Regions from separate parts of the Homo sapiens genome. Here region 2 is linked to region 1. A link is a loop called in an ENCODE intact Hi-C map of the cell type or tissue named here. Cell type or tissue: IMR-90. All regions are shown on one strand. Each heading gives the region's core, and the rest is flanking DNA. Links, peaks and the distances in the headings are about the cores only.

Region 1 (5,376 bases), core at 156-5,155:
TAGTTTGCCTACCCCTGAACTAAGTGATCTCTGAAGCCTTCCACTCTTAACTTCTTAGTAATGTTCTTTCTGGGTTCAGCACCATCCTCCTCCTGTGCTTTGCAGATAACGTGCAGTTGCCATAAGCACGGGATGATGGGCGGAAGCAGTTGCCATAAGCACGGGATGATGGGCGGACCCACAGGCAGCAGTAAAGTTATGTGCAGGGTGAAGGATGAGGACTGAGGGGACTCGAGCAGGCAGAGGGCGCAGAGGTAAGGAGAGGGAAGCCCATAGACTGGAGGTTACCCAGAACGGCAGCCACCCTCATCTCACAACCCCAACCCGATTCCCTGGATTTCTGGGAAGCTTAAGCCTGTGCCTTTCACTCAGCATTGTCAAGATACCATTGTGGAGCTGGGTTCATTCTACAAACCTCACTGGGTGCCTACTGTGTGTCTGACAATGCTGGGCACTTGGAGGACACAGTGGGTGGGTCAAGGAATCTAGTGGGGGCAAAAGACAAGTAGCTGAACAATGACCAGACAGGAGGCAAGGCTGCTGGGGCAGATAAGGCCTAAAACAGCCCCAAACCCAAGATCAGCTGTGACGTGAAGGAAGCATGACAGTAAACAAGGCCAGTGGTGGAGGTGGGAGTGGTGGTCGGAGAAAGAGGTGATGGTACTCCAGGCAGAGTGAACAGCATGTGCAAAGGCTCAGAGGCAAGAAGCAGCATGAAGCATGCTTGAGACTTCAGGTCGTGTCCTTGGAGGTGAGAAGGGGAGGACACACAGTGGAGAGGGTTGCTCCTGGAATCCCTAGGTGGCAAGCCTGTCTCCTCTGCGTCTTTCTTTTCACATCCCCTTGGATGGCTTGCTCGCTCAATAAACAGTGCTGCCCATTCTATAATCCAGGTGCACGGTCGCTGAGCATCAGGAGTGCATTCTGATCTCGGCCCCACCCGGCAGCTGCTGAGAGAAACCCTTCCACACACACCACTCCCCTCTAGCCCAGCAGCCACAGTATTTCCTCTTGGAAAGAGCCAGGCTATTGTTGGGTGTGCCCAACATCTCCTGCTGCCATAGTGAGGGCTGGCCAGGTGTGGGGCGAGCATGAGGGAAATTAGAGGCCCTCCCTGATTGTCACTTTCCCTTGGATGGTTCCTAAACATAAGAGGTCCAAAGTTCAAGGCCGGGCCTCATCTATCCTGCACCAGACCCTGGGACTGGAGCAGTGTGGGGAGGGGGAGTCTGCGGCTTAAGGACCACTCTTACCAGCAGCCAACAAGCAGGTCCCCGGGGAACAAGAGAAGGTGAACACCACTTCCCAGAGGACCCCTAGGATGGGCTTGCTGAGCCAAGCTTTATCTCTTGAGCTTTTCAGAGGTACGGGAGCATCCCTCTCCACGCATCCAAACCATTCAGCCTTTTCCCAGGAATGCCTTGAATCGGAAGCAAAGGCTTTATTCCACAATTGGAGAGCGGGCAAAACACCAATCCCACCTGAGGAGTCCCAGGTGTCCCCAAAGTCACACCAAGTGTGCATGACTGACAGTAGAGCCTTTCTACAACCAGGTTTCTTTGGGATAAAAGACAAAAAGGGAAGAAAAGTAACTGAGGCCTACTGGCATCTACAGAGCACTCAAAGGCATCCGAATGCATCCAAAAACTGTTATAGCTTTGCTGAAACCACCATTTTCTAAGGGAAAACTGCTGAAAGCAAATCCTTAATTCTCTCCAGAGGCAGAGGTACAGACAATGGCAAAGAAGTGACCAGCCACTCCCAAAGAGATCAGCCTTAGGGCGGAATGTGTCAGTTCCCAGCCCCTAAACCCTCTGGCCTCACCCAGGAACCCCTGCTCTCACCCTGTCCAGATCCCTCACTAAGGTCTCTCCCCTCAGCCTTCCACCGTCAAAAACAGGTAGGACCTCCGATCAAACAGATCTTTAACAGATCAAATCGTCCTTCCACACATGTGGGGCCCGTGAGACCTCCGGGGGACTCGGTATATTATCAGTCTTACCTCCCCAGCAGAATGCAGATGTTACCTGAATATTCACTGGAGGAGCAGTGATAGGGAGGGAGGGGAAACGGAACCAGTCGGGTGCCAAGGCCTCTCCGAAGCCTGCGACTCCCGCTACAGACGTCAGGGGGCGCCAGAGGCCGGAGCACCGGGTCCCCGGTCCCGGAGCCCCAGTTTTCCCAGCCGAAACCGAGACTGAGACCACGCGTGCTGCCCCGAGGCGCGGGCTGAGGGGCCGCCGGGCTGGGAGCTTCATGCTCGCCTCGGTTTACTGAGGTCATCCAGCCCCAGTGGGCTGGCTGCCTTAAAATAGCCTAGCTGCAAAGCCATTAGGAAAGAAAACGTGTGTGTGAATGTTTATATATGTTTTTATTTATGTTTATATATGTTTATATGTATATAATTTAAACTTGTTTCTTCGAGTGCATTAAAAAAATGGGCTCTTTCTTTTCTCTGTGTTTTTTGTTTGTTTGCTTGCTTGCTCGCTTGCTCGCTTGTTTGTTTTGAGGCCGGTCTCTGTCACCCAGGTGGGAGAGCAGCGGCTCGATCACGGCTCATTGCAGCCTCGACCTCCCCAACTCAAGAGATCCTCCACCTCAATTTATTTATTTATTTATTTATTTATTTATTTTGTAGAGAGGAGGTCTGGCTATGTTGCTCAGGCTGGTCTCCGCCTCGGCCTCCTAAAGTGCTGGGATTACAGGCTTGAGCTACCGCACCCGACCCTTCTTCTTTTTTAAAAAAGTAAAACATTGGTTTCACCGAGTTCCATAATCTCAGATTAAATTTGTATCCTTCTGGCTGGCCCTGGTTGGGAGGAAGAGGGATCAGCATTTATATAATGCTTATGTGGAGGATTTCGGGGGAGTGTGCATTAATACTTCCATTGCCCAAAGGAAATGAGACCTATTTAAGGGACCCCTAACATACATATGTACGTGTGTGTATGGGATGTCTATTGTAGTATTGTTCATACAAAAAAATGTTAACAGCCTGAATATTCATCAGTATGGAACACTTGAATAAATCATGGTACCTCCGTGTGATGGAATGTATGCTGTTAATCGGTAGATCTGCATGTGCCGATCTGGAGAAATGCGCATGAAACAAGGTTAGAAAGAAAAAACGCAGAGTGATCTTTATAACATGATTCCATTTTTTTTAAAGGAAAGAAAGGAAAAGAGAAAAGTATGCAAGAGTGTGTGTGTGTTGAAAGGACATGAGGAAAATATGGAATACCTACCTGTGTTGCCATTGGCTACCTCTCTAGGGGGTAGGGTGGAAGGAGACCTTAGTTATTCTTTATACAATGCGAGTTTGCATAGTTGTATAGTTGGACCCACTATAATGCTTTCAAAACGTCAGGCAACCACCTTATGCAATAAAAATATCTTAATTATTAATTAAATTAAATTTTAAAATAAATTTAATTTAAATTAAACATATTAATTAAAAATAAAATGCAATCAATTATGTAAAAGGAAGAGGGAAAAAAGATCTTTGTTTTGGTTTAAAGCATTGCTACCTCCCAGCAGTGGTGCCATTTCTTATATTGGACATAGACTAAGTGCTCATTAAATAACAGTTATTTTCCAATAACGATTTGACTTTGAGTCAGTTCCTTCCTTTCTCTGGGCTTCATCTACAAAATGAGGATATTAAAGTAGATGATCTTTCAGATCCTTCCCAAACTATAAATTCCAATAATAAGTCATTCCTATGAAAAGAATGTTATCTTGGGACACATTTCAAAGGGAGCAGAACCTGACTGATGGAGTATCTGTTGAGGGATGGGGGTGAGCAGATGGTGGCATGAAGAATTTCTGCTGGGTAGCCAAAGTTACGGCAGGGAAAGATATAAGAGAATCATGATGTGGCCCCCTGAGCACCCAATTAAGGCACAATGAGTCTTTGCAATAGGATTTAAGATTTTCCTTTATCTTTGTAATAAGTGTGGTATGAAAAAGAGGAGCTGGTATGGAGGAAAGGACACCGACAGAGCAAGGGACCACTCCAAGTCGGCCTTCTCTGTCCTCGAGACTGTTGGCCATTGGCGGAGAACTCAGAATAGTGTTTAGTTCCAAAGGGAGGAGCGGTCCCTCTGCTGAAGACAGCCTGGACGAGGTGAGGAGTCTTAGCTCCTTGTTGCTGCCTCTGGCTTCGTCTCAACACCTGGGCTCTTCTCCCTGTGCTGCCACCTGCCCACCCTCTTCCTACAACTCCTGAAAGACATGAAGACACTCACCGAGGACCAACAGGCGGACACGTGACTTGGTGTTGCCCTCCAGGTCTGACATCAGCGAGACAGAACACTCGTAGGTGCCGTTGTCAGCCATGGTCAGCTGATCAATGGTGATGGAGGCATCGGACTGCTCAGCATTGTTGGATATGCTGACGCGATTCTTATAAAGCTCACCATGGATGTAGTTTTTGTTTGAAAACGGCCAGATGACCACCCTTTCCTGGAGAGAGAAGAAATGGCACCAGGTCTTCACCCAAAGGCCCTTGCCTGGTGCTTCCAGCCTGCCCTGACTACCCTCATCCCCCAGTTTCCAGGGCCCAGAAGCACAGACCTGCCAACCCCTCAGAACAAATAGCTCGCATATGTGCTACCCATTTGTGGATTTCTTGTATTATATATATATTTTTTTAGTTTATTTTTAAAATGAAAATATTGAAAGAAGTTAGGCAGTTCATACCGCAGTACACATGTGGGTGAATGGGTCCATCTGGGATCCCAGCACTTTCACCTCTTGTAATCTCCGGCATCTCTCTTATCCATTCCATTTTCTCCATAGCCTATCCTCACTCATTCAGTCTATCAGTATTTACTGAGCACCTTCCATGTACCAGGCATGATGCTGGGCAGCCAGCCTTGGCTGCCAAACCCACTTTATTTTCTTGACTCTTGCCTTTGGAATGTACTGATTGATTGATAGACTCATCATTTATCAAATTGTATGTGGTAATGGCTAAATCACAGACTTTCAAGCCAGACTGCTTCAATTCAAATCCCCATTCTGCCATGTACTAATTGTATGACCTTGAGCAAAATGTTCCACCAGTGATTCTGTTAACTATTCTGCAAAATGGAGATGATGACAATAACACCTGCCTCTCAGGACTGTAGTGAGAATTACAGTAGTAATATACACAAAGCAGTTAGGGCATTATGTGACATGTTAAGTTTCTAGAAGTGCTAGCCATTATTATAACTGAGCATCTACTAGGTGTCTGACATTTGAAGATGATAATTCACGAATTCTGCACCCAAAGAGTGATGGAAGTGATAGACAACCAAACCTTGCAACATCTTGTGATTATCTCTAGGACCCCAGAAGAAAATATCACTTCCAGAGTGGTAAGTCAGGGGA
Region 2 (5,376 bases), core at 123-5,122, 620 kb after region 1:
TTTCTTTCCTCTTCTTGAGGAAAGTTTGGAGGAGGGGGCACCAAACTCATACTTTAAAGCTCAGACTCTGTGCAGGGAATTTCTCCATTTCAGAGTGAATCTCCTCTTAAATGTTTCCTGAATCGTTTACTTTGGAAACTAGGCTCCTCCCTGCTCCCTTTTACTGAGGCTCCTTTATGATTTGTCAAGGACACGAACACTATTTTCCAAGCCTGAGAATTTTAGCAAAGAGAATGGGTCATATATTATTAACAGACCCAATTCAGGAGCCAGGAAAGTTCTGTTTTATTCCCAGATCTGACTTAGGTGATCTTGGAATAAGGTGTGGAGAAGGTACCTGGAAAGGGGGCTACACTTACATAGGGCAGGACGGAAGCATGAGAAAACCCCGTGATTCTGCAGTATCCTTGTAAAGCCTGGCTATTGTTCAAGATCACTGGAAGAAAACCAGAGCGCACAGGAGGCCTCGTTGCCCTCAGATATAAATAGCCAACGTTACCAACATAATAAAGGCTCTGGTATCATAGATCATAGCCAGTAATAGGTTCTTAGCCTGCATATTCTCCTATCTTTATTTATCTAATTGTAGCTGCAGGAGTGCCTTCTCCACACCTTATGCCAGCAACCCATGAACCTTCACTGTGGTCATAGTCTGTGCCAGAAATGGATTTGTATGTTCTGTCATCTCACCTGGGAGGCCAACCCCAAAATACAGCAAGCAAGCCAAAGACAATGTCATTCCCAAATTCCACTTCAACAACCTCTTTATTCTCCCCTTCTTTTTTGGGGACCAGCATCCTGACAATAGCCATTAGGTGCCCTATGTGAACTTGGGCAAGCATCTTAATGCCTACATTTTCTCATCTATAAAGTGAAACAGCTGAAATAGATCAATGGTTTTCAAGCCTTTTTGTCAACCTAAGGCTTATAAACAGAAGCCCACAAGATAAAGCAGAAACTCATCGCTGCCCCAGGCCAAGTGAGATGGGGGAGGGGAGGCCTGGAGCCCCAAATGCTCTCAGAATACTCTCTCCCCACTGACCAAGGGTCTTATTCTTGGATGAGAACCCCAAGGAGCACAGTTTAAAAACACTGAGGTTTTCCTTGGGTCTCTTCAAGTGCCAACAATATGATTCTGTGGCTTTATGGGGTCATCAGCCAGTGCTGTGACCAAACACATACCAACAACCTCTCTTTCCAGAGAATCAACTTCTCCTTGTAACCTTCAACCTCTGGGCTCAGTGTCTCCACTGCTATGCAATGGGTTGAGGTTATGGCCACTCAGAGCTTAATGTGAGACTGCCCCCTGATAGCCTGGGCTTGGCCCAGGAGAAGTCACCACACCATACCGAATCATTTTTCTTATTTGTGAAATTGAGGACAAAATCACTAACCAGATAGATCAGGGAGGCTGGCTAGGGAAGTTTTATCCCCTAGAGTAAAAGCAGAGGGAGTTAGGCTAGTGATTGGGTTAAACAGCTCCATCCTGGCAGCTCTGTGGAAATGCATTCACAGGTTTCACCCCATGGGGCACATCACCCAGAAGTTAAATGGCTTATAATGGCCAAGGGCTGGTTAAGTCCAAGGGCGGATTTTAGAAAATCCTGCCTGGAGTGACAGGCTGCTCGCACATTGAAAGGACACTACCTCCAGGGATCAATGACTTTTCGTGGCCTTGAAATTCACATAGAAGCAGGGCGTAGTGGCTCACGCCTGTAATCCCAGCACTTTGAGAGGCCGAGGTGGGCGGATCACGAGGTCAGGAGATTGAGACCATCCTGGCTAACACGGTGAAACCCCGTCTCTACTAAAAATACAAAAAATTAGCAGGCGTGGTGGCAGGCGCCTGTAGTCCCAGCTACTCGAGAGGCTTAGGCAGGAGAATGGCGTGAACCCCGGAGGCGGAGCTTGCAGTGAGCCTAGATCGCGCCACCGCACTCCAGCCTGGGTGACACAGCAAGACTCCGTCTCAAAAAAAAAAAAAAAAGAAAAGAAATTCACATAGAAATAAAATGAGCAGCCTGCTTTGTCTGGCAGGGCTAATTGGAGGCTGCTGTCCACATTTCTCCTTCCATACTCCTGTAGCTCAGCCTGCAGAGGCTCTAATGCTGGAAACCTTGGGGGCCTGCAGGGAGGGACCCGGTCAGGCTACCCCTCGGTTCCCAATGCACAGTGCCAGGAAGGGTCATTTCATCCCTGCCCCGCTATGCTTGCTCAGGTCTGAGACAGTGGGGTCAGCCCCCTGACAGCACCTGCTGACTGCAGGGCCCCTCCTGATGGCAGGGTGACCAAGAGTTACCCCTCTCTGGAAGAACCAGCTGAAGTTGGGTGTTTAATGCAGCCACAGATCCTGCCTCCTATACTCAGAAAAGGCTGAAAAGCATTCCCATCTGGAAATTAGTCCGTAGTTTCTAGACGTGGTAATAATGTCATGTAAATACAGCTATATATATACATATACAGGGATGGAAGGCTGGTTTTTCTCCACCGGATTGTTAGTCTCAGCCGCTTGCCTGAAGCCCCTTGTTAAACCGTAAGGGAAATGATGCCACCTGCTGTCATTTCCAGGAACTGCACTAGAGGCTATTTTGGATTCTTTCTGCTTTGCAATTCAAATCAATAGGGTTTTATGGAGCATCAGCTGGGTCCCCAGTACTATACTGTGTTTAAGGGGCAGGGTCCACTGAATTTCCACAGACTTCAGAAATCAGTGGTCAGCTGGGGAAGAGAAGAACTAATAATATTACATGAAGTGAGCTTTATCAGCAAAATTGTTGCTGCAGTTTCTAAAAGTTTCTCTGAAAACCCCAGCCCGTGTGAAATTTCCCTGTAAAGCACAGAAACCAAGGGCACTTCCATTGGGGCTGGAAGCTCTTTATACTCATCCTAGATAAAAAGCTCCTTGAAAGACTGCTATAGGAACATACCCGACAGTGAAGACACATGGAGGCAGAGGCAGCAGGAGTCCTTAGAATCATTTATTCCCGCCCAGCTGCATCTTGGTAGAGGAGGCTGAGGCCAAGGGCTTCGTCTGGCTCCTGCCAAAACTAGAATTAGAAGGAGTGGGGATCCTGTAAGTCCAGCCCATGCTCTCCCTTGGTGTTGGGCTGTAAAAAGATCACGAGGAGTTCAGTTGGGTGAGCCTCCCTCCTTCCATCACTAAAACACAATCATCTCACATTATAAATATCTCAGAATCTTCCTAAGAGATCAGTGTAGTTCTTCTTATTGTTCAGGAAAATTAGTACATGGGGTCAAGGAGCAGGTCATACACATTGGTCTCCACACTATGGGGAGATCCCTCCTCTGCCTTGGCCTCTGTCCAACCACATGGAAGTCATCCTCTTCCTTTTCTTCATCATCATCATCCTATCACTGTCACCATTCTCACATGTTTGTGGGGATTTTACGCAAAACACAGAGTTAATATTTTTACATGATATGGATCCCGAAGGCAGACAAGATTCCTGGCATTCATTCATCACAAAAATATCTACAACTAACAGAGAGTACGTATGATTATGTAACACATGCATCAGCCACGGACTGCTCCTGCCACCGAGACTGAATCATGCTCATCTTTGTATGACCCACACAATGTCTGGGACGTAGTAAATACTCAGTAAATGTTTACTTGGTTAAAAAGAATATTCAGGCTGGGCGTGGTGGCTCACGCCTGTAATCCCAGCACTTTGGGAGGTGGGTGGATCACCTGAGGTCAGGAGTTCGAGACCAACCTGGCCAACATGGTGAAACCCTGTCTCTACTAAAAATACAAAAACTAGCCAGGCATGGTGGTGCATGCCTGTAATTCCAGCTACTTGGGAGGCAGAGACAGGAGAATTGCTTGAACCCAGGAGGCGAAGGTTGCAGTGAGCCGAGATTGCGCCATTGCACTCCAGATTGAGGAACAAGCAGGACTCTGTCTCAAAAAAAAAAAAAAAAAGAAAAGAAAAGAAAAAGAATATTCAAATATTCAACATTTTGGAAAATCATAATTTATAAATCATGCCATCGATGGGATTTTCCAAAATATCACTGGGTCCAGGGAGGAATTCCAGTCATACCTCTGTCATCCTGGTCTGGTTTCTTGTTGTGTGTGTGACAAACAGGATGGTAATTTTTGCCCTTTGTCTTTGAAATCCCCCAAATTGTTGATTCACAGTGTTGAAGGTCATGAGGTGAAGATCTTGCTCAGATATAGTTTTCCTTCATAACAACAATGAAGTCACTCTTCCTGGGAGAGACCTTCTGTGTTAAGGATGTCGGCGCTGACTTCTCTAATTCTGATTTGAAGATCTTGCTGTGGTGGGATGAGGGAGGGAGGGGGAAAGTTCACGTCGCCCAGGCCCTAATGAAGTATGTGGGCTACTGAACTAATGAGAAAGTGGCAACACCAACTTCTCTTCTCCTTCTGCCTGTGGCTTTTGGGTTCCAACCAGAACCCCACTTTCCTCACCTTACTTATCTGGTTGTTTTGGTTGATTTGCTCCATAGAAATCACCACCCAATGCGAGCCACCCTCCTAAATTCAAGGTCAAGAGCTCGCCTCTGATTGAGAAGCTTCAGGTAAGTGCAGAATTCATTGTCTATTGCTACCTTTTATCTAACTCCACTTCTTATCCAAAATTTGCATGACTTTGAGGCTCATAGGGGTAGCCTATGTGTCACCTGCATAATTGGCCCCAATAATCAGCCAGTGATCAAATTGCAGTAAACGATAAGGATCTCACAGCCCTGCCTGAGGGAAAAGAACTAACATAAGGACCACATCAAGCACAAGCTCATGTATTTGACATTTAGTGGTGGGGGTTGATGGGTAACGGGATACCTCAAGAGTCTGTATGGGGCTGGGCTCACCCCTATAATCCCAGCACTTTGGGAGGCTGAGGCTGGAGGATCACGTGAGCCCAGGAGTTCAAGACCAGACTGGGCAACATAGTGAGACACTATCTCTACAAAAAATTTTAAAATTAGCCAGGCATGGTGATGTGCACCTGTAGTCCCAGCTACTCTGAAGACCGAGGTGAGAGGATCGCTTGGGCCCAGGAGGTTGAGACTGTATTGAGCTGAGGTCACTTCACTACACTCCAGCCTGAGTAACAGAGCAAGCTCCTGTCTTCAAAAACGAAAAGAAAAAAAAAGAGTCTTACGGGAAAGGACACCATAGTTGCCATAAACACTTTGAAATAGCCAACGCCTCTCTCCCAAGGCCTGAATGCAGCCACAAACCATTTCAGCCCTGCATAGGGCTGGTGTTCAGTTGCTGCACACTGCACCAGTCTGGACAAATTTGTTATTTGGGAAGTATCCTGTCCAACCTCTCCACCAGTAACCCTGTGTGCCCAGAGCCCTCACCTCCCGTGCCCAGGGCTG

The links. A loop is a pair of places that touch in the nucleus more often than their neighbours do. Peaks named below come from ENCODE experiments on the same cell type or tissue, not always from the same donor. Only the 100,000 strongest peaks of a DNase experiment are listed, where the experiment ranks them.
Region 2: a loop joins it to region 1, with 7 times the contacts of the local background. A loop is called at or near these places in 12 of 110 quality-filtered maps.

What each region holds. Positions count from the first base shown.
Region 1 is chr1:167,064,675-167,070,050 of GRCh38, forward strand. GPA33 (glycoprotein A33) reads right to left here. Exons shown (of 7, transcript NM_005814.3): 3 at 4,248-4,464. GPA33-AS1 (GPA33 antisense RNA 1) reads left to right here. Exons shown (of 6, transcript XR_922249.3): 6 at 106-242. Among named protein-coding and RNA genes, the nearest start is that of GPA33-AS1, 15 kb to the left of the region's middle. RefSeq lists silencers at 1-272, 4,348-4,561. In IMR-90, for the core only: a CTCF peak has its summit at 2,130 (motif pointing right); no DNase peak of the experiment used is centred there; H3K4me3 peaks cover 163 bases; H3K27me3 peaks cover 1,345 bases.
Region 2 is chr1:167,685,552-167,690,927 of GRCh38, forward strand. RCSD1 (RCSD domain containing 1) reads left to right here. Exons shown (of 7, transcript NM_052862.4): 4 at 4,498-4,569. Among named protein-coding and RNA genes, the nearest start is that of TRP-CGG1-1, 26 kb to the right of the region's middle. RefSeq lists enhancers at 2,292-2,471, 3,699-4,898. In IMR-90, for the core only: a CTCF peak has its summit at 2,555 (motif pointing left); a DNase peak (open chromatin) is centred at 2,530; H3K27me3 peaks cover 473 bases.